Linked DNA regions of Mus musculus: all the other regions are linked to region 3. A link is a loop called in an ENCODE intact Hi-C map of the cell type or tissue named here. Cell type or tissue: heart. All regions are shown on one strand. Region 1 overlaps Slc2a1 (solute carrier family 2 (facilitated glucose transporter), member 1). Region 2 overlaps Zfp691 (zinc finger protein 691). Region 3 has its middle 8.0 kb from the start of Gm12865. Region 4 overlaps Svbp (small vasohibin binding protein).

Region 1 (8,000 bases), 130 kb before region 3:
TTAAGTGAAATGGACCAACTTCGTGAAAGACATAAATTACAACTTTGTCACACAAAAGGAAGCCAATGATGTGGGCTGTCCAGAATCAGTAACTAACAGACTCCCAATCAGCAACAGGAAGAAATGGGCTTAGTAGCGAATTCTCCCAAACTTTTCAAGATAAGTTATACCAAACCTCTGTAATCTCTTCTTGAAGACAGAAACAGACAGAATGAATCCTAAGTTATTATAATCCAAGATCAAGAGGCCCCGTTGCTTTGGGCCTCTGATCTAGTACTGGATGCAATTGCAAAAGACAGAGTAAAATGCACTTACATCACAATCCAGAGCCCAGAAGAGAAAGAAGCAGCCTGGGTCCCCCTTCCCATGAGGGCAGATTCCCTATGACCCATGTGTCCTCCACCAGCTTTCTGCTTCTTGAAGGTTCCACGGTCTCTATAGAGGAAAATGGAGACGTGAGAGGTGGTGTTTGGTACTCAGCTAACCTGTCCAATAAGAATGTATTCATAGCAGAATTAAGAGAGAAGTTGGTCATCGGGAATTAATCCCAGCACTCAGGTGAGATGCAGGCAAGTCACAGTTGTTCCAGGACATGAATATCAATTTTCTGTTCTTGCTGCTGTATCCAGGCATCTGGGAGACACTTGGTAAATCAATGACGTGAAACTAGAATTCTGAGGTCCAAGACAGGAAAGTGCTTGTATCTGGTACCCTAGAGAGGTGTTTTCAAGAAGATAACATTAGAGCCATAAAAAAGTAAGATGAGGATGTAGCATGCAGCTCAGTTGGCAGAGTGCTTAACCTGCACACAAATGTGTATGTGTGTGTGTGTGCAATTCCCAGCACACTGTAAAGCAGGGTGGTGGTGCAGGTCTGTGATCCATATTCTTGGAGGTAAAGACAGGAGGATTACAAGTTCAAGGTTATCCTTAGCTGCATAATGAGTTTGAGATCAGCTTGGATTATATATGAGTCTCAAAAAGAAAAAAGAGGAGGAGGAGTTTCCTGGAAATGTAAGTTTACAAAAACTGAGTATGCAATCATTTTACCCAGTTGGGAACCCTGTGAGCTACAGTCACAAGTGGCCTGGCAATATGTGTGGTAATAGTGGCTTGGATATTATGAGAATAACCAACAAATTTCTGATTTGTTTTAAAGCCCTCTCTACAAGACAGAACTCATGCTTGATACTTGTCACTGTTAACTGAGACAAAGCCCAGGGCTGGCTAAGTCATAGGCCCTGGACGACAACCTGTTGCTGTTATTTTGCTAAGTAGGCAAATTAACAAACTGCTCCCTGTGTCTTTAACCTTTGCATTCATAGACTAGTGCATCTCTCAACCCTTATCAGAAAAGCCTCTTTTTTTGTAGGAGATGGGGATTAACAAAGGCCCACTTACATCTGGCCAACACTCATAGATTAAGAGGCTGTGGACTACTAAGCTCTAAATGAGAAATCTCTATCACACTTCTTTTCCTAAGACTCAGGTAATCACTGACAAAGAGAACGTGGAAAAATTGTAAAGGCCAGGAATTGTAGACATCTCCAGTCAGACATTGTTTGCTGAATGTAATGTTGTTGCACAGATGAGCTCATATGCACGCACAAGACATGCGCCAGATCCAAAAATCCCAGCACGCGGCGGTGTGGGGCTCACGAAGTACCGCCCTCCCTATCCGCAGAGCAGCCGATCCAGTGCAGGATGCCAACTGATGGCTCTTGGGGTTGATTTCCTTCAGGGAGCGCGGCAGACCCTGAAAGGGCTAGCCATGCTCTAGTACACGGTCCCACATCCATGCGCACACAGGCAGCACTACATGGAGTAGGTTTAAAAAGAGAAGAGGGATACTATAGAGATGGCTCCTTAGCTCAGACTCTGGCTGCTCTTCTACATTTCCAGTCTGAGCTCTCACGTGATAGCTCACAAGCGTCCGTAACCCCAGATCTAGGGGATTCAGCGCCCTCTTCTGGCTTCCACCGGCACCGGGCCACACGTGCTGCATAGACTATACACGCAGGCGAGACGCTTATCTACATAAAGTAAGATTTTAAAATAGCTTCTTTCTTTCTTTATTTTGTCTGAGACAGGGTCTCAGTGTGTAGCTCTGCTTCTACCATCTCCTCTCCTCATCTTCATATGCACTTGCTCACTCCATCACTCTCATTCTGTTTTGTTTTGTTTTGTTTTGTTTTTGTTTTGTTTTGGATTCATCTTTAATCCCAGCACTACAGAGGCAGAAACAGGCTGATCTCAATGAGTTCCAAGCCAGCCTGTTCTATATAGTGAATTCCATATGTTTAAGGCCACATAGTGAGACCCTGTCTCAAAACAAAACACAATCAAAAACAAAAAAATAAGAAAACCATAAAAAACAAGAGTGACTGAACAAGCACACACGAAGAAGAGGTTGTGGAAGGATGGGGAAAGAGTGGGAAAGGAAGGGAGAGAGTGGCGGTAGATTTGACCAACACACATATGCGTGCATGAAACTCTCATTTTAAAACTCTTTGATGGAAGTATTGCTTTCTGAAAAGTGAAAGGGAGAAGATGCTAAGACCTCAGCCGACGCCTGCTTTACGCTTATACCACTCCCCCCACCCCTGTTTTTTGTTTGTTTGTTTCTTGAGACAAGATCTGTATAGCCCTGGCTGTCCCAGAACTCACTCTGTAGACCAAGCTGGCCTCAAACTCAGAGATCTACTTGACTCTGCCTCCAGGGTGCTAGGATTAAAGGCTCCACCCCACCGGCATATTTATTCCACTCTAATAGGACAACAGATGAGGACACTGGAGATCGGAAGCGTAGAGACTTTCCCGGGATGACTCAGCCCAGTAGCGACAGTCTAAAGTCAGCTGCTTCTGACTCTGTTTCTAAGGCAGTGCACAGCACAGGAGAGCGCCTGCGGAGCGTGCCTGATTACTTAACAGTTGAAGGAGTGAACAGACGCCTCACAGAGAAAGTGACAGTTAATTTGGAGTCCTGTGACCACATCACATTGTGCATGTGGAATGCTGTCCTCTGAGGAGAGCAGCCATTATCACCCAGGCTTACAGGCACGTACCGCACTGTGGCACCTGGCTTAGCCATCACAGTGTCATCCAGAGCAGCTGGAATGACTCACAAGCAGCCCTGGGCTCAGGACCTGTTCACCTTCCCTCATGGAGGAACCAGGTGGGACAAGTTTTTAGACCTCCCCTGCCCCCGCCCCTTTTGAGGTTCCAGCTGCTCTTTCTCGAACCTCCCACTATGCCGTAGGCAACTTTGTCCTAGCTACACACAGTTTGGGAAGATGCTAGAGTTTATAGAAGGTGAAACATTAATTGAAATGGGAACTCCATCTGTGAAGCCGTGGGCAACTCAACCCACGCTTCAGGGAGAATTCTCAGTTGGGCAGCTGCGTAGGGGTCACCTGTGTCCCTAAAAGTAGGGCCATTGGTCCTCTAAGCTACATTTGGGTGGCACCTCTGTTCTTTCATTAGTTCCCTGTCTGTGGTTCATAGATGTTTATTCGTGTCTCCCCAAGAAAAGTGCAGGTGACACAGAGCAAAGGCAGAGCAGGAGGCAAAAATGCAGAGCAAAGCGTTAACGTGTTAGATTAAGACAGCTCGGGGAGGGCTGGAGAGATGGCTCAGTGGTTGAGAGCACTTTCAGAGGTCCTGAGTTCAATTCCCAGCAACCACATGGTGGCTCACAACCATCTGTAATGGGATCCAATGCCCTCTTCTGGTGTGTCTGAAGAGAGCAACAGTGTACTCACATAAAATAAATACATAAATAAATCTTTAAAAAAAAAAAAGAACAATTCAAGTAAAAGTTTTGGACTGTATCAGGAGACAGTGTGGAGTATGAAGTCATGTGGTAATATGGCAATGTTGCTTTAGTGAGATGATTTTGAGTGAACAGAACAGGGTGACCAAATATACCTGACCCATCCAAAGCCATTTATTCTCTGAGGCAGACGTGAAAAATCAGCCGTGACTTCAATTCATCTACCAGCCACTAGTAGGCAGCAGTGTGCAGAGGATAGGCCAGGCCTGGTTTCCTCACCAGAATGGCCCAGATGGGAGTCAGGAACAGGGGGAAGAGCAATTGTGTGAAGGGAATCCTAAAGACCCAGAGGGAAAGAGGGTGTAGGAGCCAAGGACAAGGTGGCTTGGTCTCTGGAGGATATGGACTGGGGGAGTGGGGAACAATGGTGAGAGGGACACGTAAAAAACAAAAAAAAAACAAAAAAAAGTGAATTTTCAGACTAAGAAAGATGAAAATTCAGATGTGCTCAATGGCAAGTTAGAAACAAATCTGATGGCGGAACCAGCTACTTCCTGATTGAAACCGAGGCCCTTTTTTTTTTTTTTAAAGATATTTTCTTTATTTACATTTCAAATGTTATCCCCTTTCCTAGTTTCCTCTCCAAAAATCCCCTATCCTCTCCCCCCTCCCCTGCTCCCCAACCCACCCGCTCCTGCTTCCTGGCTCTGCCTGGCATTCTCCTATACTGGGGCACAGAACCTTCACAAGACCAAGGGCCAAGGCCCATTCTAGAGGAGAGAATTCATGGATGCTAACGGTTGCTGAAGGATGGATTGATAGTTTCTTCCAGCTGTAGTCACTGACAAGAAGCTGTCAGCATGGTCCTGCAGGCAACTCTGGTAAAGCTCACGGATAAGGAGGAAGCAGAAGAGGAGGAGGGAAGACCATCGAGATGGCTCAGCAGGAAGAAGTGCTTGCCACTAAAGTCTGACCACCTGAGGATTTTTTTTTTTTTGTTTTAAGATTTCTCTATTATATGTGAGTACACTGTAGTTGTCTTCAAACACAAGAAGAGGGAGTCAGATCTCATTACGGATGGTTGTGAGCCACCATGTGGTTGCTGGGATTTGAACTCAGGACCTTCGGAAGAACAGTTGATGCTCTTAACTCTCCAGCCCCCAACCACCTGAGTTTGATGCCTGGAACCTACAGTGGAAAACCAACTTCCACAAGTTGTCCCCTGGCCTCCACACACATGGGAGGCATGAATGCTCTCTCATTACCTCCACCTCTAATATAGTGAAAATCTTAAAATTATAAAGAGAAATCAGAGTGGGGATGGTTGGTAGAGGCAGGGGCTCAGCAGGAGAAAAGGAAGGGTAACAGTGTAATGAAGGTGAATATGATCAGAATACATTCTACGCATGCATAAAATGCTGCAAGGAAACCCATTACGTGTAATATATGCAGTAAAAAGAAAGACGGGCATTACCTCGAGGGAAAAGGGGTACCCGGCAGGTTTATAAGCAGAAAGACACGACTAAAATTTAGAAGGATCACTACCACAAGGAGATTTGTCGCATGATTTGGGGAAAGGGGACAGTACTACTGCAGCTGGACTGTGAATTGGAGAGACAGTGGAATGGGGGGAGGGGCCATGAATATGCAGTTTTGACAAAAGACAATAGACATTCTTTTTCTATTAATGAATGCACTTTTTGAATCAGCTCTCCTGCCTAAAACTGCATTGGGGAAATTCGGCTTAGGAAGCTGAGAGTGGGTTTTTGTGCTGACGTTAGAAGTCCTGACCAGAGGCTCTGATGAAAACAGAGGTCTAAGAATGTTTTAGTCTTGTCCCTCCTTGCTCTGGAGAAAGGACAGACTCCTGCAGTGGATGCACAGCATTATAATGAGGAAATTACAGGCTGCCGCGGAGTCCAGGTAGTTCCCAGGGAGACTGAGGCAGGGTTGCAGATAAAATGCCAACTTGTCTAGGAGCTGGCGGGGGGGGGGGGGGGAGTGGAGGGGGAGAGGAGGGAGCATCCCCCCCAGTTGGCTTCCAATCAGAAACTGAAGGCTGAAGGCTTCACCTGATGCTCGACAGGTGTGCTCCTCCCTAGCTCAGAGCCCGCCCCCCGCTCTAATTGGTGACGACGTCACTAACTCCGCCCCCGCACAGCAGAGGGCTGAGTGCGTCCCTGCAGTGTGGCCTGGAGGATGTGGCCATCTCGGCCCAGTTGCGCCTGCGCGTCTCCGTGTTTAAGGACAGGGAAGGCTCCAAGGCAAGAGGGCTGTAATCTGGCTTTTTCAGCCCTGGACCTGAACTGAGTAAGGCCGGTTTCTCCCTTGCCTTGCCACGCACCTACTAACTCGCTCCCCAATTGTCCCTACCCTATGTGTTAACGGACAACTTACTAGGCGGTGGTGCGCCTTACAAATAGTAAAAGGCCAACAGGCCCGTACTCCTTATCTGGCCTCAGCAATTCAGGCATGGCCCTTCTCAACTTTAATTTGGAACCCGGCTGGAGTTAATTCCTTATACATTCTCTATAGTTTCCTTTCCTTAAGCCCTTTGACATGCTGAGATTGAATAGCTGTATGCAGGGAAAATTCCCTTTAGGTTTTATAAAGGGATTTTTTTTTCGGGTGGGGGAACAGGGGACAGGAGAGGGGACCCGTGGCGCTCTACTATAGCCATTTCTGGAGTGCCTAGCCTTGGACTGAATAACTCTGAATCCAGACAAATGGGGACATATCCCTTCAAGTGCCTCTGAATTCGATGAGGGAGGTTCTCTGGAAAGGACCTGCCTGTTTAGTGCTGCCCAGACACGGTGAACACTCTCAGGTGGCCTCTGTAAATAGGAAAGCTGCCTTGGATACACAGCGTGGCAACAACGTACTGTGGCAGCACAAAGAGCTCCTTTTGTTTGGGGAACAGGGTATGGCCACGGAGTTGTAAAATATGCTTGTTAAACGTCTTGAAGCCTGTCAGATAAAGATAGGATTCCTATCTTCACTTTCAAGATAGTGTTGAAGCTTGCGCATCGAGGCCATCTCGGGGCTGGCAGGGTTAGCTATCAGTCTGAAAGTAGCCTATGAAAATGCTGACTGGAGTTTTCCTCCGGGTCAGAGGTCAAACAGGTTTTTGAGCAACAAAAGGGACACTGCCAGGATCCCCAGCCACTGGACGGTCACAGCCATGCTATTCTGCCCTTTTCACATCCAACCCAACCTGCCTGGCCCCAATCCACAAGCATTTGAAACCAAGTTTCTAAAAACCAGCCATTTATATCTGCTTAGGTAAAGTTACAGGAGTTTGTTGGTGTATTTACAAGTGGGTTTGTCCAGATATACTATAACTTAGTGTCTGTATTTAATATTGACAACCAAAAAATATATAAATATCTTCCATCTATACACAGCAGGGCAGGAGTGTCCGTGTCTTCAGCAGTTAAGTTCTCAGCCTCCGAGGTCCTTCTCATGGTGTTTGTGTGGCCCTCAGTGCACAGGAGACTAGAACCTGGCAGCCCAGCCTGGCCCTTCCCTCTCCTCCCTGCACTCCAGTGCTTCCAACTGGTCTCAGGCAAGGAAAGATTAATTGAGTGGTTGGGTAGGAAGAGACAGGAATGGGCGAATCCTAAAATGGAGTCCGGACCCCTATGGTGCCGAGGTCCAGGCCTGCGGAAGTGGGTGGCAGCTACCGCCTCCAGCGGTAAAGCCTCCTAGCTCAGAGTTCGGTATTAGTGTGTCCTTGGCCATAGGTCCAGCCCTACAGATTAGCTTGGCAAAGAAGGCAAGTGTCTGGACAGGGCGTGGTCCCCACCCTCAGGCACTGGGCCAATCAAGGTGAAGACTACAGTGTGGAGATAGGAGAGTGGCTGATAAAAAAAAAAAATAACAAAATCAGTAATAAAAAAATTATAAAACCTGCTGCTTATCTGAATAGATCTGAGCAGCAGTCTTGCTTTCATTAAAAATTCTGGAGCCATCAAAGTCCTGAATATCCTCCTGGACTTCACTGCTGGCTGAGGAAAGGCGCCCAGGCCCGGCTTGCCCGAGATCTGTCGGTTCGGAAGAGGTCTCATCTAGCTGCCTGTGCTCCAGAGAGATCCTTGGGCTGCAGGGAGCAGGCCGGGCTGGGTGTGGGGCTCCTCACACTTGGGAGTCCGCCCCCAGAGGGTGGAAGAGCTCCTCGGGTGTCTTGTCACTTTGGCTGGCACCCCCCTGCCGGAAGCCGGAAGCGATCT
Region 2 (8,000 bases), 160 kb before region 3:
ATAACTGATGTCAGTGTGTTTGGTCCTGTGTGTGGTGTGATGGAATGTAACTATAGCTAAGCATGACTCCAGCTGTGTGTTATTTAAGAGCTTAGCTGTGTGTGCAGGAATCTGTGAGAAGCTGGCACTGATCCACAATGGCAGACAGAGCTCAAGCCCTGCTGTAGGTGTTGTTAACCTGTCGGAAGATTACAGAAAGGTCTAGAGAGGAATGGGTTGGCAGAGCATAAGACTATTCAGGCTGGGCCTTGTAAGTAACTACTTCTAGGTATTTCTGTTCATCTCAGAGTCAGTGAGTAGATGGCTACTTACCAGGAAGAAGTTGGATTCATCTCTAAGTGGAAGCACCTTTACTTACACATAAATTATAGCCTAGAGTGCCATTGTTTATGGGATTAACAAAAGTGACATTCAGATTGCCCAGAATACATCTATGAGTGGTGGGTAGCCTTAACTCTCCGTGAAAGTTTATCATGGGAAAGTTAAGGAGTAAGTAAAGTTATTTGAGGTTATTCCTGGGGGACGGTATACACAGTTTCAACCAAAAAGCAAGATTTTGTGGGGTCTCATGGCCCGGCACAAGGAATAAAGGTTGTGTTCATTCTCAGGGTTCAGAGATGGGCAGCGAGAAGGAGCAGCGTCCCGAAGCTCACCTGCCCGAGGAAGGAGAAGGGGCTAAACCTTGGAGAGTGGATGGCTCAAAGGATTCTCAGATCACACCTCGGGAGGATCATGGGCAGGAGAGCCTGTTGGCAGGGCTCCACGGAACGCATCCACCAAAGACAAGGCAGAAAGTCACTGCCCAAGCCGGAGGCCCCAGGGATCCCATGCTTTTTTCAAGCCCAGAGACAGATGAGAAGCTTTTTATATGTGCGCAGTGTGGCAAAACCTTCAACAATACCTCCAACCTGAGAACGCACCAGCGGATCCACACTGGCGAGAAGCCCTACAAGTGTTCCGAGTGTGGCAAGAGTTTCTCCCGGAGCTCCAACCGCATCCGGCACGAGCGCATCCACCTGGAAGAGAAGCACTACCAATGCGCCAAGTGTCAGGAGAGCTTCCGGCGGCGCTCGGACCTCACCACGCACCAGCAAGATCACCTGGGCCAGCGGCCCTACCGCTGTGACATTTGTGGCAAGAGCTTCACTCAGAGCTCCACGCTGGCTGTACATCACCGGACCCACCTGGAGCCAGCCCCTTACATCTGCTGTGAGTGTGGGAAGAGCTTTAGCAACAGCTCCAGCTTTGGGGTGCACCACCGTACCCACACGGGTGAGAGGCCTTACGAGTGCACTGAATGCGGGCGGACTTTCAGTGATATCTCCAACTTTGGTGCACACCAGAGAACGCACAGAGGGGAGAAGCCGTACAGGTGCACCCTGTGTGGGAAACACTTCTCCCGGAGCTCCAACCTCATCCGACACCAGAAAACACACTTGGGCGAGCAAGATGAGAAGGATTTTAGCTAAAGGAGAGGCCTGCTTGGAGAGTGAGGGAGAGCATAGAGCCCACCTTGATGGGTGGAGGAGGCCTTTAGTACCTGCTGTGGCCTCCAAGACTACAAACCCTTCACTTTGCGGAACAGCCCCTTCTTGCCTTTGCAGTCAGGAAATCCTGAGAAGGGGCTGAGTAAACACCCTGCCTCTTCCCAGCAGGTTTTTTTTTTTTTTTTTTTTTTTTTTGCCTTGGAAATTCAGAGTGCCCACTCTTCATTTCCTCAGCTGTGGGGGAAATGGGATGGGCTCAGGACATGCTCTTGTGACTGGGTCATCAGTCATCAGTCCCCAGGCTTTGGGGGTAGTGCCTGAGACGGTGTCGTTGTCTACAGGTCCTCCAAAGTTGTCTAGCTTCACACACACACACACACACACACACACACACACACACACACACACACGGCAGTAGCCTGTGAGTTCCTACCTGCTGTGCCTCATCCTGTGTCAGCCTCTAGAGCCTCAGGCTGGGGAGGGGGGGGGGGCATGGCCCTCCTGGTGACCGGCCTCTTCAGTCTGAGAAGGAAGCCTCAGGGATCCACAATCCAGGGACCCTCACCCTCCCATGCTTGTTACCTGGTTTTCTTACCCCGACTTGTGTCTGTCTCCTCAGTGGTCACCAGTAAAACACTTCAGTGAAAAGAACCTGTGTACTTATTTGGGGATGTGGGGCACCGGGGAGAGTATTCCAGGGCAGCCATTCTGCAAAGGCGTGGAGTTGAATTCTGAGAAGGTGGTGGTTCCTCTGAGATGTGAAGGACAGCGGGGCCGAGCCTCTGGAGCCTTTGAAGAGGAGGGGGAGGGAAATGGTCACCTGAATGAACATCCACACGGTAGGCTGCTGGGTGTACACGCCATTCTTTATCTCATTCGGTTGCCACAGAAACCCTCCAGGGCAGAAGATGAAAGTCAAGCAGTGGGGTGCGGTGGGACCAGTGTAGACCTGGCTTCTTCAGCTCATCCGATGCTTTCTGCATATACTTTGCTGGCCTCTGAAGGAAGCTGGCCTAGAGGTGGGTGCTATGTGTGGCCTCTTGATAACAGCCTTGACCTCTTTGCTCTTGGAAGTCACATCACAATCAGAACCTTTCAAACTGGAGACTATTAGTTGAACCCTCTTGTGACTAGGGGAAATGGCAATGACAGGGAGTAGGGGGTTGGGGGTGGGGTGATATAAAAATTCTTAAAACCGGATGATAACGTTTCATTAATAGCAGTAGATTCGTCCCTAGGGCTCGGACAGTAAGGTTTCCTGTCCTCATTTAGGCCTGGCTTCACCAGTCAGTTTCTCACTTGGAAATTTATCGTTCACCCAGCTTTCCTTTCTTACCTCTTCCGTCAACCTGGGGTCCTGCCTCCCTGCGTAAGGAGTGCTCTTCAGTTGTGCCCAGTTACCAGAATGTTATTCTGGTACCAGAGTTAACAAGGGTATGGCCCGTGGCTTGACCCTGCCACTCAGCCTGAGTAGGATACACCAGGAACTTGATATGCGTGAACTCTCGCAGGTACCTTGAGAGGTAAAAGTGGATCCACACTTCACAGATATGGAAACAGGCTGCTGGAGACAGTGGCTTGTCCAAGATCACGGAGGCCATTGATGCCATGACTGCAAATGGAATCTGCTGCCCAGTGCTCAGGAATTTGATTTAAACTATAGAAGACTGGGATGGCAAGATGGTTCAGTGGATAAAGGGGCTTGCTGCCAAGCCTGACGGCCTGAGTTTGATTCCTAGGACCCACATGTTAGAAGGAGAGAGATGATTCCCATAAGTTTCCCTCTGACCTCATGCATACTGTGGCACATGTGGACACACACACAATAAGGAAATGTAACATAATAAATGGAAACTGTAGGAGACTGCTCAAATGACTCCCTTGCGTATGGAGAGTGTTTTACAGTTTGCAAAGCACTTGTATACATCTCTTCCTTCCCTTCTCTCTTTCCTCTCCTTTTTTCCTTTTTCTTTTCCCTCCCATTTCTTTTCTTGAATTGTGTGACCAGGCTTAACTTTACCTTAAGACTTGTAGCCCAGCATATGCTACACATTTAATCCCAGCATTTGAGAGGCAGAGTCAGGTAGATCTCTGGGTTCAAGACCAGCCTGATCTATATATCAAGATCCAGGACAACCAGGGATACATGGAGTGACCCTGTCTCAAGAAACAGAATGTACATGCCTGGCACCTGAGCAAAAACCTTAGGCATATAATTCAGCATAAATTAAATACCAGTTGGCCACTGAAGACAATCATAAGCATGTTGCTGTAGTGCCAGAAAGCCTGAAGAACTGAATGAACACCAGGGGGCGCAAGAGACCGTGAACTCCTAAAACCTCATATGAGAGACATGAGATCTAGAGCACGTGGGAGGCCAAGGCAGGCGAATCTTTTGAGTTTGAGGCCCTCTGGTCTACATAGTGAGTTCAAGAACAGCCAGAGATATGTAGAGATATCTTGTCTCAAAAACAAACAAACAACAACAACAAAACCCCAGTGACATCTCCCTCTAAATCATCGGAAGACACCCCTCTCCCGGAATGGGGTGGGCTGGCTATTAAAGACATGTCCCAGTATGAGTGGAATTTACTAAAAGTCAGAAAAATGACGCAGGAAGAATTTGAGGGCATCAGGAGAGAGAGGTGTTAAGGAACCAAACAAACATTCTGAAATGGGAAATTATAATAATGGAAATTTCTCTAAAGGGTTTTAATAACTGACCTGAGCGAGGAAAAGACTCTGCATAGGCCAGAGGGATGGCTTGGTGCACAGGCCTGACACCTGAGCTACATCTCCAGCTCCACAGTAAACTGAATCTGAAAGCTATCCTCTGCAGCTGGGGAGCTGGCTCGTGGCTAAGAGAACTTACTGTCCTTGCAAAGATCTGGGTGTGGCGCCCAGCACCTACAGCAGGTGGCTCCCAGCCGCCTGTAGTCCAGCTCCAGGGAATTTCAGAAGACTCTGGCCTCTAGAAGCACCTGCACATAAGATAGCTAGGACTACATAGTAAGACCCTGTCTCAAAATTACAAAACAAAACACAACCAGAACAAAAGAAAGCTGTCCTTTTATAGATATGTGCCATATCCCCAATTAAAAAATAAAATGAGATTTTAAAAATACTTTGGTTTTGGAAAAAAATTATTTTTTACTATCATATGTGTGCATGATGTGCGTGTAGGGTGTGTGTGTGTGCCAGAGTGCGCACGCAGAAGCTAGAAGGAAGCGCTATGATCACTTCTCTCCTGCCTCCTTTACTTTGGTCCTGGGGAACCAACTCAGGGTGCCAGGCTTCCGAGGTGAGTGCCTTTCCCCAACTGAGCATCTTGTCAGCCCAAATAATAGCAAAAGAAAAAAGAATCTGGAAACTCAGAGTCAAGTGTGTCATTTGAAATTGTCAGATCAGAGAAACAAAACTTCAAGAAGAGGTACCTTTCACCCCAGCTCTCGGGAGGTCAGAAGCAAGGAGTTACCAGAAGTTGTAGGTCAGCCTGGGCTATCTATTGAGTTTCAGGCTAGCCTGGGCTACCTAGTGAAACTTTGTCTCAAGAAAAATAAAAATGAATAAAGGTGCTACAATCCTAAGGGAGTTACGGGACACCATCAAGTAGACTGATGCATTGTGGGAGTCTCATTAAGAGAAAAGTGAAGGCAGAAGAGACAGCATATTTCAAGAAATAATTACTGAAAACTTTCTAACTCTGAGGGTAGAAATGAATAACCATGCCCGAGAGGCCAGGGAATTCCAGCTCATGCTAAGAGATATTATAGTCCAAACACCATAAAGAAAACAGAGAAAAACGAGTTGTTACACACAAGGGATTTCCCAAAATATTATGAAGAAATTTCTCAGCAGAAACCTGATTGGAAGGAAGATAGTGCAATGACATCCTGAAAATGCTGAAAGAAAAGAGAAAAAAAAATACAGCCAAAGTATTACGTCTGTCAAAAGCGTCCTTCAGAAAGCGGAGGAGGAAGGCTGACTTTCCAAGATAAAAGCCAAGGGACGTCAGTCCTAGACCTGATGTATAAGACCTGCTTCCTGCTTTGATGATACACGCCTGCCTGCAGTCCCAACAACTCAGTGGGCGTCAGGAAAGGCAAGCCTGGGCTACAGAGAGAGACCCCGTCCTAAACAACAGCAGCAGGCCATGGTAGCACACACCCTTTAAATCCAGCACAAGCAGGAATCTCTGAGGTCAAGGCCAGCAAGGGCTGCTACAGAAGGAGACTGACTCAAAAACAAAACAAAACAAAACAAAAACAAGAAAAAGAGAAGAAAGCTAAAGGAAGTTCTTGAGTTCAAACAGGGATAGTCAAGTTGAAACAGACAATGCACAGCAGCAATGCAAAGCATAGGAAAGGGGTTGGAGGGTTAGCTTAGCGGTACTCAAAAACTCTAGGTCCAGTAGTCAGCACTGAAATAAATGAATGAATGAATGAAACAATCATTCAAGTGCTGGAGAGATGGCTCAGCAGTTAAGAGCACTGCCTGCTCTTCCAAAGATCCTGAGTTCAATTCCCAGCAACCACATGGTGGCTCACAACCATCTATAATGGGATCCGATACCCTCTTCTGGTGAGTCTGAAGACAGCTTCAGTGTATTCATATAAAACAAAATAAATCTTTAAAAAAAAAAAACAAACCACAAACCAGAAAGCATACAAAATATAAAAAGCACTGGTGAGTCCAAATATGGACATATCTAGCCACATGGTGGTATATAAATTCCCCAGTTTCTTTTTCAGGGCCTCTCACATGCTAAGAAAGCACTTCATTGGCCCCATAAACTATTAATTCTGGTATAGAATTAATTAAGTTTTTTGAGGCAGCATTTCATATAGTCCAGGGTGGCCTCAAACCAGGTAGCCAAAAATGACCTTAAACTTCTGATCCTCCTGCCTCCACCTCCTGAGTGCTGGAATGACTGGCATGTGCCACTACGCCTGGGTTATGTAGTGCTGGAGGACTTGTGTCTGCTAGTTAAACCCAGATTCTATGTTGAATTTAAAAATGTATTAAAGTTAGGTGTGGTGGTGCATGTCTGTAATTCTAACACCCAGGAGGCAGGCAGAAAGATCACTCATGAGTCCAAGACTAGCGTTTGCTCCATAGCATTTTACTGGATGTAAAGATCTTAGGAGTCACTCCTCTGTCCAGACAGGTAAAGCCTGAACAGATGGAACATCCAAGCGTTCTTAAATCCAGGAGAGAAACAGCCTCACAGGCCACTCATTGCCTGTAGAATGAAGAGACAGATGGCTGGGATAGAGAATTATACAGGGCACAGATCTCTGTAGGAACCAGTGCCAGGGTAGGAAAACCTCAACTGTAATTCATTAATTATTGGAAAGTTAGTGCAGACCATCTGACAGGTAGAAGCTGTTGGGGGATTTTGTGCGTTGGAAGGCTCCACACAGCTGTGAGTTTAACCTCTGGGGACTTGACTCAGTTATTACATTAAATACTGGGGATATTGGTTGGCATTTTGGATGAGAAGAGTGAAAAGGAACCCTTTTAAAATATACCAGAACTTCCCAAGTAGTCTCAACACACAGGAGGCAAAGGCAGGGAGCTCTGTGAGTTCAAGGCCAGCCTTATTAGGAGGGAAGAAATAAAACCTTGTATTTGCAGATGACAGTATCGTGTTTATAGAAAGTCCGAAAGACTGCAGAGTTTGCTCAGTGGTTAAGAACACCAACTCTGTTCTTCGAGGGAACTAGGGGTTCAATTTCCCAGCAAAGCCACCATATATAATGATACAAAATGAGCATAGCAATCAGTCACTAAATACCACCATTGACCCTCACGACCTGAGTTCCATCCCTGGAACCCACATGGTGGGAGAAAAGAACTGACTCCACAAGATGTCTTCTGACATCCACATGTCATAGCCCATGGCACGTGTGTGTGCACCCACACAAACACACATACTAAACAAATATGAAAATTTAATATCTGTGGTGATTTGAATAAGAATGGTCCCTATAGGCTTATACATTTGAATGCTAGTCAGCAGAGAATGGCACTATTTGAAAAGATTTATAGGATTGGAAGGTGTGGCCTCATTGGAGGAACTATGTCACTGGGGGTGGGCTTTGAGGTTTCAGAAGACGATGCCAGGCCCATAGTCTCTCTCCGTCTTTTTGCCTGCAAGTTAGGATTTAGAACTCTCAGCTACTTCTTCAGGACCATGTCTGACTGTGAAATTCTTTCTCTTGTAAGAGTTGCCCTGGTCATGGTGTCTCTTCATGGCAATAGAACACTGACTAAGACAACACCAGTTACATTAACATCCCTAAAAATGGAAATAGGTGAAAAAATAACAATGTGTGGTACAGGTCTACATGAGAAAAGTTACAAAAGTGGTGAAGGAAAATGGAACACAGAGAGTAGGCACTTTGGACAGGAAGCCTCAGAATTGTTAAGATGTCAGCTCTTCCCAACTTTCTCTATGTACCAAATAGAATCCTAATGAAAAGCCTAGCAAGTTATTTTTCAGATATTACA
Region 3 (8,000 bases):
CAAACCCTTGAAGCTGGCTGGCCTGGTGGAGGTGGGTTGGGCACCATCAACGTGACCAAAGAGTCCCCCCTGGGACAAGGCGGCTTCTGTGCAGTCCCAGTTGATCCCTTGGGGCTTCAAATCCCATCCGGCTGACTGGGCAGCGTGGGAACAAGTGGTATGGCTGGGGGCCTGTGGGTATGAAGGTGAGGGGCCCATGGGCTGAGAGCTGTACTCTGGACAGGGCTCCCAAGTTCCCAGTTAATCGTGAAGTTTTCATCAGACAGGGAAAAGCTGTATTATCAACTGATTTGTCCTAGCTCCCTGCTTGGTTAAAGCCATTACCTGAAATTAGGCACCATAATCAACTGTTTCCTTGAGAGTTAGATAGCATTTTATTCCCAATTGATAAACCAGAAATGAGAGGCTCAAAGAGTTCAACTAAGGTGGAAAGCTAGCTGGGTCTGCGGCTCTCTTCTGCCCTCCCCAAGCATGGAGTTAAGTGCAGGCAGCCAGCTAGCACGCTGGCTTTGCTCCTAGGTGATCACAAAACAGCTAGAGGGAAGCCTGCAGCACAAGGTTGGTGTGTGCTTAAGGTCTCCTTCCTGGTCTTTCTGTATGATGGATCCCATAAATGTATTCAGTCAATCTCTTGGTTAACAGCCATAGGGCCGGAGGGAGGAAACCAGATGAGAGCAGAGATGTAGGAGGAGAGAGTGGATTGGATGGAATCAAGGAAAGGGCTTCCCAGAAGTCTCTCTACTCTGTCCACACAGATGGAATGTCAGGACCCAAAGAAAGGGCCACAGTGGTGGAGATGTGCAGAGATCCACCCCAGCTCCTGGGAACAGAATAAGGAATTCCAGTTGCTGTTCTGGAACTAAAGGCCCGTACACATTCCGCGTCTCTTGTTTGTTATAGATGAGACAGTTTGGGATGGCAGAGGCATGGGGGTGGCCTGGGGTGGGAACGTGCATCTCTGTGGTAGTCTTATCTGTGCATGCCTCTGAGAAGGGACCTGCCACATCTTTGGAGCAACGGCTGGACGTGGCTCTGCGGGTCTGGGACGCTTCACCTTATTGGCATCTTTGTGATCTCTCCTGACCCCCGTGTTTCTGGCCAAACTCTTATCTGAAAATCTTGCATATATCTGGGTTTCTGCCCCTATCCCTGCTTTTTCTCCAGCTCCAAAGAATGCCGCTGTCCTGCCTGAATATGCAGAGGAATGTGGAGGGCAAGGGGAGAGGGTAGCACATGGCCCAGGCTGTTGGCCTACTGGCTATGGAAAACTACTGAGGCCTCCTGGAGCCCAGCAGGCCTGGCCAGACAGGCTCAGAGCCAGGCTCCACAGCAGTCGCTCTTCCAGGCCCCTCCCACTCTTTTCTCTGCAGCCTGGGGACCTGCTGAGATGGGTCCTGTAGTAGGCAAGCGAGCACGGCCTTTCCTCCCACCATCAGCCAGAAGGTCCGCCAGGCCTCTGCCCCTCCCTGGGCGTAGGCATCCCTGGGGGCAAAGAGAAGGGAGTGGGTTTTTTTTTTCCTCTGAAGTCCTTCCTAGGCCTGACATTCTCTTCATTCTGTGAAGGTTAAAGGACAAGTCTACCTTTGTTTCAAGGGCCTCCTGAAAGCAAGAATTCTAGACTCTCTGATCAAGAAAGGTTCCTTATGATAATCTGGTCTTACTCCCCCCCATGTTCTCAGATCCACGGTCTCCCCAAGTTAGCCCTCCATCACGGCTCTTTCAGCACAGGCAAGAAAAGCCGTTTTGTTTGGCTTGAAGGATATAAACGTTTTGACAGATGGAGGTAGGGTTGAACTGACAAGTACTTTAGATGGGGTGGGCGTAGGTAGGCAGGGGAGGGGTATGGCCAAGAGACAGAGCAAAGGTGGGTGGGTAGGTGGGGTAGCTGAAAAGGGTTTGAGCTACACAGAAGGGTTCTCAGATCCCGGGAGGATGGAAGGGCTGCTAGCCTATGGGTTGTTCTGCTCAAAGAGCCAGCTATGGATGCACAACAGGGTGGGAACTCTTGTGGCTAACTGTGCAAGCCTGATCCGCTCCCTTCTGTATGGTGCCCCTCTCGTCTCAGCTAAGAACAGCCTGTCTCTCTCGGGGTTGTGAAGGGTGAATAAGTACGTGAAGTCTAGGTACAGCCCTCCATATCTGATGTGGTGTAGGACGTGCTCAGTCACAGACACACACAATGGCAGGCCTGGCACTGGAACACATGCCTGCAGTCCCAGCAGGAGGCTGGAGACTCTGAAGGTCAAGGGTCAAGGTCATCCTCAGCTGTAGACTAAGTCTGAGGTAAGCCTTGGCTACCTGAGAACTTGTTTCAAAACTGAGGCCTTGTCTCAAAACCAAAACAAAACAAAGCAAGGGTGTGGAGACATGATGGCTCCGTGTTAGAAGTGTTTGCTGTTCCTGCAGAGGGCCCAGATCTGGGTCCCAGCACTGCCATGTGGCTAGCAATCTGTTGTATCTCCAGTTCCAGGGTATTTCTGACATTTCCTTTTGGCCTCCTCAGCCTCTGTATACACACGGTGCACTTACACCCATGCACACAGAATACACATAAACTAAAAGTAAATCTTTAAAACAAAGCCAAAACCCAAAATACAACCCCCAAACCAACCAACCAACTAACCAACCAACCAACCAACCAACCAACCACTCCTACCTCCTATATTTTTGACTAGTCCAGAGGTCCAGAGGGACAAAACAAAACCAGGGGCCAGAAGGAAGCTGGTCCCCGGAGTGGAGTGTCTGCTGGTCCATAATTATATCTCTGAATGAATGGAATAAAGGGCTAGGGAAGTCCTCAGGGGGCTTGGGAGCTGCCTGAAAGTGGGAAGAAAACTCCCACTGAGTGGCCTTGGGTTTTGGCTCTGGGTGGCCACAACCTAGGAAGCCTGTTATGTTCCAGAGAGCTCGGACCTTATCCACGTTCACTACCAGGCCCAGGGCTCCAGGCAGGTGGGGCTGACACCGGAGCAGGAGCCTCTCCGGTGCTGGGCGGTGTAGGTTGGGTTGACGTTATCCAAAGGGAATGAAGAGACAGGAAAGGGCCCCAGGTCCTCTTCCACAGGATCAGAGCGGCGGTCAGAGGGGGCGGAGGAAACCTGGGTGACTGTAACCAAGGACACTTGGTCCCTAGGTTTCGAGGAGGACCGCTGGGTGTGGTGGAGCGTGCCCTTCCTCCCTGCACTCGGCAGGCAGAGACAAGTGGGTCTCTGTGAGTTTTGAGGACAGCTTAGTCTACACAGGAGGCTCCACGCCAGTCAAGGCTACACAGAGAGACCTTGTGGAGAAGGAAAGGAAGGAACACTTGGACAGCCCCAGTCTGAAGAGCTTTGAGAGCTAAAGAGACAAGATAGAGACTTCAGTGGAATCCTGTTTGTAGAGGGAGGCAAAAAACCAAGCTGCGGCCAGCTGAGGAGACTTGAGGGCAGTGAGAGAAGTGAGGCAGAAGGCAGGGCTCACCTCTGCCCAGAAGCTTGCCTGAGGCCTAGGGGATGGGTGGAGGCTGCAAGACTTTGAGCCTCCAGGTGAGGTGGGGAAGGCTCATGCTGCCCAGATAGCTCAGACGGAGGGACTATGGCTCAATACAGCTAAATGGCTTGTACAAAGTCACAGCAAAGTGGACAAATTTCATTATCATACATACATACATACATACATACATACACACAAACAAACAATAACAGAAATTTATTTATGTGGGAAATGGAAAGCAATGTAATGCACATGCGAATTGCTTGCTGTGGCCATAGCAGTAAAACGTGGTCACTGGAGAATTCTAGAGCATTCTAGGCAGAAGCAGGCCTCAGGTCCCAGGTAGTAGAGAGCTACCCAATGCGAGTGCTAGATTCCGAATTCTGGTCCTTATGACTGAACAGCAACCACTCTTAACTACTGAGTCACCTCTCACGGTTTTGTTTCTTTGTTTTGTTCTTTGGAGATAGGGTTTCTCGGTGCAGCCTGAGCTGTTCTGGAACTCACTCTGTAGACCTGTAGGCTGGCTTCCGACTCGCAGAGATCTGCCTGCCTCTGCCTTCCAAGTGCTGGCCTCAAAGGCATGTGCTGCCTCCTCTCAGCCCAGCTACTATATTTTTTGAGACAGATCTCTATTTAGCCTCAAGCACACAGTCCTCCTGCCTCTTGAGTGCTGAGATTTTTGGCCTGTGCCACCACGCCTGGTCTGAGCCACATGTGCCTGCTGTTTCTGAACCCTGTTTGATGCAGCAAATGCTTTCCCTCAGCCATAGTCAGTCCTTGAGGAAGGTCCCTTGTACAGTCAGGGGAACGAGGCTCACAGGTGAGAGCCCACTCAAGCACTTTTGAGCAGAGTAATGAGGAGGTGGGGACAACAGGGCCACTGGTCTGGGAGCTCAGTGTGCATGGGCTTGGGACCCTAGGGTCTCAGAAGGGTTATGGAGGAATTTCTCAAGGCCAACTTCCATCACCATAAACCATGGAGTCTGTAGAGATTCAGTGTGAAACTGCTCCTTGCCTCATGAGTCTTCGGGTCTTGTGGAACTCATTTGAGCCTCAGTTTCTTCATCTGAAAAATGGGAACCATATTTTTTTTTTATCTCTTGCCTGCTGAGGACTGGTGAGAATTGAATCAAATCAGACCCATTGTTTGATGTTGAAGAGTGAATGTTTGGAAAACACTTTGCTGTTTATCTGTATCATATCATTAACCTCGTGGAGATCAGTTCCTTTTTTTTTTTGGTTGCATATTCCAGACAGGAAAACCACAGTTTGGAGAGAGAAGGTTCTCTAATCAAAGAGTAAAGTTGGTTAGTAGGGATTGAAACCCAGGTTTCTAAAACTGAAGGCAAGATCAGACCATGAGTGGGGAGTTGCCGCCCTCTGCTGGTGAGTGTTGGTCACCCTGGAAGGGAAGAGTAGCAATCTGCCTTAACTAGGAAGGGGATGGCTGAGCCCAGAAAAAGCCCTTTCAGCCTTTCAGCCGCTGGGCAGGATGAGTGCAGATCTCAGACAACAGTTGTGGCAGGCACAGGGCAAATTCCAAGCTCTGTTGGGTTTCAAAGTGCATGTCTTCAGGACTGACAGCTGCTTTGTCGGGAGGAGGGGGGTGTTGTTGCAGTATCATGATTTAAAACTCCACTACATTGCTCTTTCTTTTAAAAATTTATTACTTTATTACTCACTTTATTTCTTTATTGTGTGTATGGTCACATGTGTGCACTCTTATGTGTACGAGTGCGTATGGAGGTCAGAGGATAACTGGCCTGGTGTCAGCTCTCCTACCATGTGAGTCTGGCAGATCTAACTCATCAGTCTCACAAGAACCTTTACCCACTGAGCCCGCTTACTGGTCCCACTGCTGTTTTAAAAAATCTAATTATGTATCTATGATACAAGTCAAAGAAGAAATAAGAGATTAAAAAATAAACCGGATCCATTTGGGGACATTTTTATTCTGGACTGACAAATGTTTGTCATGGGAATAGCATCATCTTAAAAACTGCTGCAGGCAACACCCGGAGATGTGCAGCTCAAAGAGCTTTCTTGTTTGTCCTCATTTTATAATTGCTGTAACCTTATGAGGAAGTTGTGTGTTTTTGTTTTATACATACTAAGTTAAACTCAAGGTCACTCTGGCCTTTTTGAAACCAGGGAACTTTCCAAGTCACCATGCTGCCACCCTGTGGCATCCTCAGGGGTTACTAATAGGGCCATGGCATTGTGCCCCACAGGATAGATACCCAGTGCTTCCCAACTCCTTCCCCAGGGAGGGGAAGCTTTGACGTATCAGATACAACTAGAAGCAAAAACTTTCACAAAATAGTAGGCTAGTAGGCTATGTGATTTCTGTGGAATGCTGCCCCCCCCCCCCCCCGGCATACGTGTCTCACCAGGGTGTCAGGCATCATTTGCTAGTCCACTCATCAGACATTAGCAGTACGGAGTTCAGCATCAGTTCTGTGTATTGGTGAGGGGTGGGTTTTGATGGGGGCTGGAGAGCGGTGCTGTTCTGTGGAGACAGTGGAACAGTACGCCTCCACTGTTTACTCTGCCAGGTAAACCTTCTCTCAGGCTGGAGCTTCTAGCGAGCGGGGTTCCTGGTTCTCATAATTGTTGGAGAACTTGTTCTTCAGTGAACCAAGGAAGTTTGGGAATTTTTCCTTAACTTAGTGTAGACCATTGTTAAGGTCTCAGCAGATCATTGCAGTAGGCTTTTGAGATAACATACTTTTATATCAAGCTCATATATCTAACCGCTAAATTAAACACAGTCAAAAAATTGTGTTTCTGAATTGAGGAGATGGCTCAGCAAGCAGGTAAGGGGACCAAGCCTGACAACCCGAGTTTGAGCGCTGGAGCCCACATGGCAGAGGGAGGAAACAGACTCTTGCAAATTGTCTTCTGGCTTCTAGTATGTGTGCAGTGACACTTGTAGCCCTAACCCCGAGACAAACAAATAAATAATAAATGTAAAACAAAGTACATTTCTTTCTCCCTGCTACAAACAACATCCTGAGAATCAAATAAATACCCCCCCAGGGTTTTTCTGATACAAATGGGTAAAGTCTGTCCCCTCTGGTGCCCAGTCACACTCCTTAGTCCTCTTTGGATCTTTTGGAACTTGAGTATTGCTGTGTGTCTGGAAGTGTTGGGAGCTGAGCGAGGGTCTGAAGAACAATCAGTCTGCCTGCTCAAGGTGGCTGCCTCACACAAGATAATGATAGGATCAACTGCAGAGGGAGAGGGTGACTTTTTCATTTCTTCTTTTTTCTTTAAATAATTTACCTATTTTTATTCTATGTGCATTGGTGTTTTGCCTGCACATATGTCTGTGTGAGGGTGCCAGATCCCCTGGAGTTACAAAAGACAGACAGTTGTGAGCCACCATGTGGTTGCTGGGATTGAACACAGGACCTCTGGAAGAGCAGCCAGTGCTCTTAACTGCTGAGCTATCTCTCCAGCCACTTTTGGTTTTTGAGACAGGGTCTCTCTTTGTACCCACAACTGTCTTGGAACTTATTATATAGGCCAGGTTAATCTCAGACTCACAGAGATCTGCTTCTATCTCCCCAGTGCTGGGGTTAAAGGCCACCACACCTGCCTTAGCTGGCATCTTCAGGTGGGCAGAAGGGATGTTTTTATTGGTGAAGGAACACTGATATAATTTGGGGGATTGAAAGGGGTTGAAATTTACCCAACATTCCCATTATAATCTTGTAATTCATTGTTTCTTTACCAACAATATGATCTCAATCACACCGAAAAGGAGATTAATTTATATGAAATTTGGTCAACCACAAGAGCAGATTGTGGTTTGGGGTTTTCAGAAATCTAGACTTTGCAGTATAAGGAACCAAGTCCTTTCTAAGCACAGTGGTGCACATCTGTGATCGCAGCCCTTGAGGCAAGGCAGAAAGACTGAGTTTGATGTTAGCCTGGGTTCTGTAGCACTACCTTATCTTTCAAAAGCACCCCCTTAAGACACTGTGTCCTCTTGCATTCTGTCCGTGTGCTTAGTGGGGGCTTGGAGCTCTGACATCCTCATAGGCTTTTGCTAAGTTCTCCAGCACTCCCTGAGGACGCCCGCACATTCCACAGCCCTCACGTTCTTTATTCCCACCATGATGATCTATGACTATAGCTGCTTGGTGTGCGAAAGTCTTGCTTGTCAAAGGTCTTTGGCTGTCATATTTGCAGGTTCTGACGTTGCGTGCTGTGGACTGACACTGTCCTACTTTTCTGACAGGAATAAGGCTATCACCACTTTACAGCACAAGAGCTCTCATTCAGTTCCAGGGCACATCCAATATAGAAGAGCCTGGTTGGAAGCCACGGCGTGCGTTCTGGGAGCAAAGGGTTTAATACAACACTGGAAGCTTCAATGGCCGCAGGAATGAGGGTGTCAGGGTGATGCCCAGAGGCCAGATTTATCTGCCCACCCCAAACTGGAAAACACACGCGGGAAACAACAGTTTCCAGCTGTTAAACACGAGACCACCAGAGTGATTTTGCAGAGCAGGAGTCAG
Region 4 (8,000 bases), 200 kb before region 3:
AGGTGCTTGAAGCCTTAGTAGAGCAGTGTGGCTGGTCCTTGTGTGGAAAGCCAGTGACAAAGACTCAGGCTAGTAAAGTAGGCAGACTGGGTGGGATTTGAGATTTGATCCTAAAGGCAAACAAGACACCTTGGGTGGAACCCAGACAGCAGGTGAGTGATACAGTCAGGGCAGCCTCTTCCAGGCATTGCTTGGGCTATCGTGCACCAGTGTTCAGGTGGGAGGTGGTGGTGTGATGGATGGATGGAGAGAAGCAGCTGAACTAGAGAGGTGCCGGAACTAGACTTGACACTGGGGGAGGCAGGTCAGTGGGAGCAGCGGTGTAGGCGTCAGCCATGGGGGATGTTCACAGAGGTGCTCTGAGTTAGGGTTTCTTGCAAGGAGTATTCGTTTTCCTTTTAGAGTGTGTGCTTTGAGCCAGACAAGCATCCCTGGGAGCCGGCCATTCTTCCATTGTTCCTTTGCTGGGAATTCACTCTGGGTTGTTACGGTCTGTTTTCTTCAGATTTGTTTCGCATGTGGCACTAGTACAATATCCTTGTTCAAGTTCTGGGAGCTTGCTCCCCTGTGCCCAGATGGCAGAATGGTGTGAAGAGTCTGGGTGTGTAGCTGGATGTACCTCTGTTGAAGATGCACGTGGTTGTTTATAGATTTGTGTTAATACCTCACCATTTTGAATTCAATCTCCTTCATCTATAATTAAAGGCCCCAAGTTTCTAGCTTGCAGGCTCACTGGGATTGAATGAGGCCACAAGGTAGGTAATTCTCTGGTAGGGTCCTAGACTGTAAATGGCAACTCCTGGCCCCATCTTTTCCACCTTCCCTCTCCTAGCTCAGTATTTTCCTCAGAGGTTAAGCTCCTAGAGTTGATCCCCTCTGCTCAGAACAAAGCGCACACTTAGTGCGAGACTCCTGGGTTTCTTCGCTCTCTGAGTTAAGGAGGAAACAGCACCTCACAGATCCTGACACCGATTAATGCCAGTATTGTGCACATTTCATAGTGGATGATGTTAATATTCTGTTTGCCTAGGGAACAGTGGGTCACCTTAGACTGAAGACCCTTCTTCCCTACAGAGCTCCAGACTTTGGGAAGCTGGCCCATGGCCAGTTTTGGAGAGTAAATGCTATCTGTCTGTCTGTCTGTCTGTCTGTCTGTCTATATTTTAAGGACCAGTCTGGCTTTAAACGTTGCCTCCTTACCTCAGCATACCAATGACTGTTCTCCAATTGCAGTTTTCCAAAACTTTAGCATATCTCTTTAACAAGTTCTTTTCCCCAGAAGTGACCCTTGGTTAGGTCACCTGTCACGATCTACAGACTATGTTGTGGTCAGGTTGGGGATGCAGCCCAGTTGGTAGAGCACCCTCATAGTAGGCACAGATCCCTGGGTTTGATCTCCAGTACTACATATACTGGTGGTACAAACCTGTAATCTAAGCACTTGGGAGGTGGAGGCCGAAGGATCAGAGGTCCAAAGTTGTCCTCAGCTACATAGCAAGTTTTAGGCCAGCTCGGGCTCCCTCAGATCCTGTCATGAGACTATTGATGCTCTGTATTCTTGTTAACTGAGGCTGGACGTCTGGTTTTTAAAGGTCAGGCAGACTTAGGCTTGAATTAGGCCTTTGTGCAGGTTACTTCCCTGTCTCCCATGAGAAAGGCAGATGGAATTCTAAGTCACAGGAGGAAGATGAAAAGCAGAGTCTAGTGCTGAGGAGATGTACCACGAGGGAGGCCAGATGCCTGATCGTGTTTCATCTGAGATCTAGATTGTCTTGGGAGTACCTGAGAATACATCCAGGTTCAGTGATTTGCTTGGAGGGGCCTCAGGACTCAGCATGTTGTGGTACTTATGGCTAAGACTGGCTAGAACACAAGGATGTGGCCCCATGTGGTGACACACACCTTTAATCCCAGCACTCAGGAGGCAGAGGCAGTTGGATCTTTGAATGGTAGGCTAGCCTGGTCTACAGAGACAGTTCTAGGACAGCCAGGACTATATCAGAGAAACCGTCTTGAACAACTAAAATAACAAAACCCAAAACAACCAAACAACAAAACCCCAAAACAAACAAACAAAACGAACCCACCAATGAAGGATGTGGTTTGAAATCAGCAGGGGGTGCATGGGATGTGACCACAGAAAGGAGATGCTAGCTGTTCAGAGTCCACTCCAGGTGGCACCTGAGAGTTACACTCAGTTCCTAAAGCCCTGAACTGTGGTCGTTCACACGAAGCATTGTCTTCTAGGGAAGGTCATCAGAGACTCACATAGGCACCCTCTGCCTAGCAGGGACCAAATCCAGACTCCAGAATGAAAGTGGGTGTTCATCACAGACCACGTACTTGCACGGTCTGGGCACAGTGAGCCTCTCTGTTATTGGTGTGAGAGCTAAGACCACTCTGTAAGCAGTCTCAGGCATTTAACATTGCATGTTAAACTCCAGATAACTAGGAATTTTTTTTTTTTCCTATTAAAAGAGCTCTGGTCAACTTGGATTCATTCTTGGCCGGGACCTGGCTTCTGCTCTGAGATCAATAGAATGGACCTGAGATTGCATTAGCTTCCGGTTAGGGGCTTCCATATTCTTAGTAAACTGAACTTACACATGGCGTTCCTGCCTCTTTGTTGCTGTCTCTTCAGCTCTGTGAGGGCCGGGGGGTTGGATAGGAGCTGTGGGAGGTACTTCACGAAGCTGAGTGTCTGTGTTTCCTTTCCAGGTGTTATCCTGCTGTTTTTCTCTCCGTTCCCGCTCACCGCCTTTTACTGCCTGACCTGGTCGCTCTCCTACATCTTCTCCCCTGAAACCCTGTGGGGCAGAGGAGTTCGTATTAAGCCCTAGTGAGAGGAAACCATCATGTCACCACTCCTGCTGGCTCTGTGGGCTTTACGCTTAGCATGCTGGACCAAGACCTGCCTGTCCTCATGAAAGCTTCCAGATGCCTGTGCTGTCCTGTGCTTGGTGCACTCTCGTCTTGAATTACATCAACCCACAGTGGGCCCAGAAACCTTTGCTTCTTTCTCCTTATTGAGGGTTCAGACTCCTTTTGGGATAATACTTTAATCAGTCATGTAGGATAGACTTTTGTTTCCAAGGTAAATTTTAGGCTGAAACTCAAACACAGCCTTGGACACATGAGACTATCTCCAAAAGAAATTGATTGGCAGCCTGAAAGTATCACTCTGTGTATTAGTCAAGAGCAGAGATGCCAGGACGACTATCTATCTGTCTGTCTATCTATAAATAAAGGGGGTTTATTCGAGTGGCTTCTACCCAATGCCCTGTCACTCACAGGTCCCTTACAGAGCTGAAGAAGCAGCAACAAGAGAGACAGGAACCCCATGTTAAATAATCTAACAATGGCTGTCTACCAACAGAAAGTCCAAGAATCTGGCTTCTAAGATCTCATTCTGTATGTTTCTTTTCTAAATTCTCAAACACTAAACTCTACTTAGATGCCAGTTTGTCCTTTAAAATGCAAACAAGAAAGAAATACTGCATGCGATGATATTGCATTCTAAAGCCTGACCTTATGGAGAAGGGAGAGTCTGTCTTTGAGAATCAAGACTGTTGGCTAATTCTGCCATTTCCCACACAGTGGCGCCAGAGCGCCTCTGCAAGTCGTCTGCCTTTGACGTCTAAGGAGCAGAGTGTGTGGAACAACTGGGGCTCAGCTGTCAGCTCACCATTCAGTGCCTTAGTTCCTAGAGAGAAGGTTTTCTGAGATTCCTCCTGGGCTTTTGCGCAGGGACAGAGGTAAAGGACGCCATGAAAGCACGCTGAGCACATGATGAAGTCAGGGAGCCTAGGCAGGTCTCTGGTCTGAACCCAGATGGTGGTGATTTCCCTCTACTCCGAGTGGAATCCTGTGTCGGCACCCTCCCGCTTCTGTCTTCTGGTCCTGACTGAGATGTTTAATCTCTATAAGCCCACATCCTCATCTGTAGCGTGGAAGACTTACTTCCTCCACAGGAAGACAAACGCACAAGCTAGGGCGGTTCCGACTGGGTTTCCTTGAAGTATAAACTGATGTGCCTGTCCCCTCAAGAAAAAGTTCTGTTGCCCGGGTGAGAGTAGGGGGATGTGTGTTTGAGGGGCTAGAGAGGCAGCTCAGCAGTTCAAAGCACTGGCTCCTCGTGACAGAGGAGCTAAACTTTGTTTCCGGCCTCAACAGGTCAGTGCCCAACTATGTGTGGCCCCCATCAGGGGTTCCACACCCTCTGTGGCCTCCTCATACATACATGCAAATACTTTGAGTACATCTGCTTTTAAAAGATTTATTTTATGGTATGTGAGTACACTGTAGTGATACAGATGGTTGTGAGCCTTCATGTGGTTGTTGGGAATTGAATTTTAGGACCTCTGTTCGCTCTGGTCAGGTCAACTCTGCTTGCTCAGTCCCTGCTCGCTTGGCCCAAAGATTTACTTATTATTTATTATACATAAGTAAGCTGTAGCTGTTTTCTGACACACCAGAAGAGGGCGTCAGGTTTCATTACAGATGGTTGTGTGCCACCATGTGGTTGCTGGGATTTGAACTTAGGACCTTCGGAAGAGCAGTCAGTGTTCTTACCTGCTGAGCCATCTCGCCAGCCCCATGAGTACATTTTTTTAAAAAGTGGGCTTTCGCATGCAAACTGGAGTTTTGGAAAATTCAGGTCTATAATTGTGAGCTTAATTCCTTCCTAACACGCAAACATTTTCCAACGGGATCAGCAGGGTATAAAGTAATATGTAATTTTCTTTAGGTTTTTGTTTTGTTTTTAGGGTGAAATGTTCAAAAGTTTATTGTCATAAACACCACTTACGTCTCTGGGTTGTCAGGCTTCATAAACGAGGTTGTTGTTGTTGTTTTTACCAATTCCCCCCCTGGGTTCTTGAATTTGTCATTTAATTGGATCTCTATTGTGAAGAATGGATAAAAGGAATAATTTAACAACTCTTTAAACTTTGAAAAACTATTTAAAAAATTTTTTTAGTTGTAGCCAGGCCTGGTAGCACACACCGCTGCGAACATGTTGATTGGAATGACACCCCTGAAACCCGTGTCTGAGGCGGAGACAACTGTATGCCTCTACTCCTAAGAAGCAGCTGGGTGATGGGCGTTTGATTCCTAAGGGATGAGTCTGACCATCCCTTTCAGAAACCTGACTCCAGGCCTGGTAGTACAGCAGCCCCAAGATGAAAACCAAGTACCTGGCCTGCCCTTACAGAGCTGCTGTTAGCACACTCAGTCACGGGTGTGTGTGTGTGTGTGTGTGTGTGTGTGTGTGTGTGTGTGTGTGTGTAGGGGGTGGGGTCCTAGCTTCCCACCCCTCAGCCCTGGCTAGTAGCTCAAATGGGAGTAAAAGGTTGCATATATCTATGTGTGTACTGGACCCCTGTTATCAGCAGGGCCTAGAACAACATTAGAGGTAGGCAAATTCTTTTTTCTACCACCTGCTCATGTAGGAGGGAATATACTTTCTGCTTTTTTTGAGGGGGAAAGAGGGAAGGAAGAAAGGAGGGAGGAAGAGAAGGGAGGGAGAGTAGAGAGGAAGGAGGGAGAGAGGGAAGGGTGGGAGAAGGAAGGAGGGAAAGACCGAAGCAAGGACAGGCTAACAGGGGAGGGTTCCCAGTCCTCCCTGTCCATTGTCACACAGACACAGCAGAAACAGTGAGAAGTGGCTCCCAATGCATAGACTACCTTGTTGCCGCCACAGCTTCTAGAGAGCAAGGGCACCTTTTAAGGTTTACAGGGACTCGGGTCAGAGGTAGTGCACAGTCGTGCTGTTTTCTGAGCACCTACTGTGTGGCAGATGAACTTCGGATGTGGTTCTTTCCATCTTACCGACTCACGTGAAGCAGAGTAGTAGCACCCCTTCCTTAAGACATGAAGGCACATGAAGCCAAGTGACCTGCCCAAGGTCACCCGACAAGTCCTGACATGGGCGCTTCTCAGCGAGGAATAACCCAGAACTCTGGCTTCCCAGTCCCCTGGCAAACTCCAAAGGCCTGGCTCTCCATCCTATTCAGCCTTTTGTAGCAATTCCCTAGTTCTGTCATTCCAGTAAGAATGGCCTCCCCCCCCCCACCCTCCGTCTGCTCCCGCCATTCTACTCTCTGCTCCCTTCCAGGACACTTCTAGCTCAGTTCCAACCACAGAAATCATAACCCATGAGCCTTAGACACAGGCCAGCTCTCATTTACCGAATCAGGGTCTCACTATGTAGCCCAGGCTGGCCCTAAACTCCCAGTCCTCCTGCCTCAGGCTCCCAAGTGCTAGGATAGGCGTGTGCCCACACCTCAGCTCTCACTTCTCATGGCTCAGAGCCGCGCTGTCGATAGAATCCGTGCCCTGGGAACCCGCACCTCTCTGTCCTTCTTTGCTTTGGCTTTAGCTGCTGAGCAAAGCCCTGGTTCATTTCCTCACGACTCTCCATCTCCTGCGCCTCCCTCCAAAGCCAACCAGGGCTGGAGAGCACTGGCCAGCGCTGCTTGGTGTCTAGTGTCTGCGCATGCCCAGGGAAGCCTCACTGCGGCCCAGCTGTCGCCCGTGCTTCCATTCTCTGTAGAACTAGACTGCCGTCTCACACCCTCTCCAAGCCTCCATCACCTCCCCTTTCTCTGTTACCCTGCTTCTTGCTCCCCAAAGAACCTCCATACTGCCTTACCAAACCCACCAACTCCTACATTCTTTCCCCTTGAGAAACTAATGAGCTGTCCTTATTCCAAAGGCAAAGCTACCATCACTGTCCCCACGGACATTGGATCCCGTCCTTCCTCCTCTTCCTTGTGTCTGTGTTTGAGATGGGTCTCACTTTGTAACTTTGGCTGGCCTGGAGCTTGCTATGTAGAACAGGCTGATGTCCACCTCACAGGTACCGGCTTGCCTTTGCCCCGAGTGCTGGGATTTAAGGGCATGCTACACCGTGCCCCACTCTTTTTTTTTTTTTTTTTTTTAAAAGACCTATTTTAACTGTGTGTGTGTCTGTATGTGACTTTGTGTGGGTACGTGGTACCCAAAGAGGCCAGAAAATGATGGATGCCCTGGAGCTGGAGCTCGGGTGGTTGTCAACTGGGAGCTGGGAACCGAACCTGGGTTCTCTGCAAGAGTAGCCATCTCTGCAAGAGCAGCCAGTGCTCCCGAGCACTGAGTCATTCCTCCAGTCCCACCTACTTCATTCTTTGTTCCACTTTCTGGGAGTAGGCATTCCCTCTAAAGCAAGAACAAACGAACATTTCTGAATTTTATTATTTTTAGGGAAGACACGCAGTTTCACAAGAAACAATGATTTTTCTCAAACAATAGAAAAAAGGTCTTTTTGAAAAATCCACTGTCTTAGATGAAAAGTCTACCCAGCAAGCACTGGGGCAGTTCTGAGAGTAGAAACCAGTGTGGTGGAAGTTACTTATAGGAAGTTCAGTGCAGAGGTCTCCACAAGTCCTGATTAGTTCTGTAAGGCTCCATTGGGCCAGCTCAGGGTAACAGTGGGAATGAGCTCACAGACAAAGGCAGGCACCAGTTCCTCTGCCGGGGATGCAGGCTGGCTCACTCCCCAGGCGGCTGCATCTGCTTACAGAACTCATCAAACTGCTGCTGCTCCAGCTCCGTCATGACTCTGTTGAGAGCATAGATCTGAGTAGAGAAACAGAGACATTAGCAATGGAAGCAGCTGTAGCCATGCTAGAGGGGCCGGGTGGGCAGCGACCAGGACAGGATGGCAGCTTCCATCCAGGGACTGAGGAGAGAGCACAATGAGGCACGGGGCTTGGTCTTTCTGGATGGTCCCTGACAGCTGTGAGGGAACAGCACAGGGTCAGTCCTGGGAACTTGGAGTGTGTTAATGCGGAGTATACATAAGGGAGCTGGGGAGCTAAAAAGACAGGACTGTCTGGGCCTTAAAGCCACTCCAGGGAGTCTGGAATTTCACCTGCAGCTCTAGAGAGCAGCAGACATTGGTGGAATGCAGGGACAACCTGACTATCTTTGTAAAAGATGTCTGGAGGGCAGTAGGGGCG

The links. A loop is a pair of places that touch in the nucleus more often than their neighbours do. Peaks named below come from ENCODE experiments on the same cell type or tissue, not always from the same donor. Only the 100,000 strongest peaks of a DNase experiment are listed, where the experiment ranks them.
Region 1: a loop joins it to region 3, with 8 times the contacts of the local background. A loop is called at or near these places in 8 of 42 quality-filtered maps.
Region 2: a loop joins it to region 3, with 8 times the contacts of the local background. A loop is called at or near these places in 40 of 42 quality-filtered maps.
Region 4: a loop joins it to region 3, with 7 times the contacts of the local background. A loop is called at or near these places in 17 of 42 quality-filtered maps.

The regions. Positions count from the first base shown.
Region 1 is chr4:119,136,352-119,144,351 of GRCm38, reverse strand. Slc2a1 (solute carrier family 2 (facilitated glucose transporter), member 1) reads right to left here. Exons shown (of 10, transcript NM_011400.3): 10 at 7,022-8,000. The coding sequence ends at 7,906. Among named protein-coding and RNA genes, the nearest start is that of Gm12867, 8.2 kb to the right of the region's middle. In heart, CTCF peaks have their summits at 1,977 (motif pointing left) and 4,000; a DNase peak (open chromatin) is centred at 5,970; H3K4me3 peaks cover 1,108 bases; H3K27ac peaks cover 2,735 bases; H3K27me3 peaks cover 715 bases.
Region 2 is chr4:119,163,651-119,171,650 of GRCm38, reverse strand. Zfp691 (zinc finger protein 691) reads left to right here. Exons shown (of 2, transcript NM_001145936.1): 2 at 609-2,135. The coding sequence starts at 618. The coding sequence ends at 1,469. Among named protein-coding and RNA genes, the nearest start is that of Zfp691, 6.5 kb to the left of the region's middle. In heart, a CTCF peak has its summit at 3,787 (motif pointing right); a DNase peak (open chromatin) is centred at 3,810.
Region 3 is chr4:119,002,029-119,010,028 of GRCm38, reverse strand. No RefSeq gene overlaps it. Among named protein-coding and RNA genes, the nearest start is that of Gm12865, 8.0 kb to the right of the region's middle. In heart, CTCF peaks have their summits at 4,866 (motif pointing left) and 5,656 (motif pointing left); DNase peaks (open chromatin) are centred at 1,288 and 4,898; H3K27ac peaks cover 4,966 bases.
Region 4 is chr4:119,200,514-119,208,513 of GRCm38, reverse strand. Svbp (small vasohibin binding protein) reads right to left here. Exons shown (of 3, transcript NM_024462.2): 3 at 7,216-7,617. The coding sequence ends at 7,531. It overlaps Tmem269 (transmembrane protein 269), which reads left to right. Exons shown (of 7, transcript NM_029198.3): 7 at 2,719-3,459. The coding sequence ends at 2,840. Among named protein-coding and RNA genes, the nearest start is that of Svbp, 9.2 kb to the right of the region's middle. In heart, a CTCF peak has its summit at 3,582; no DNase peak of the experiment used is centred here; H3K27me3 peaks cover 408 bases.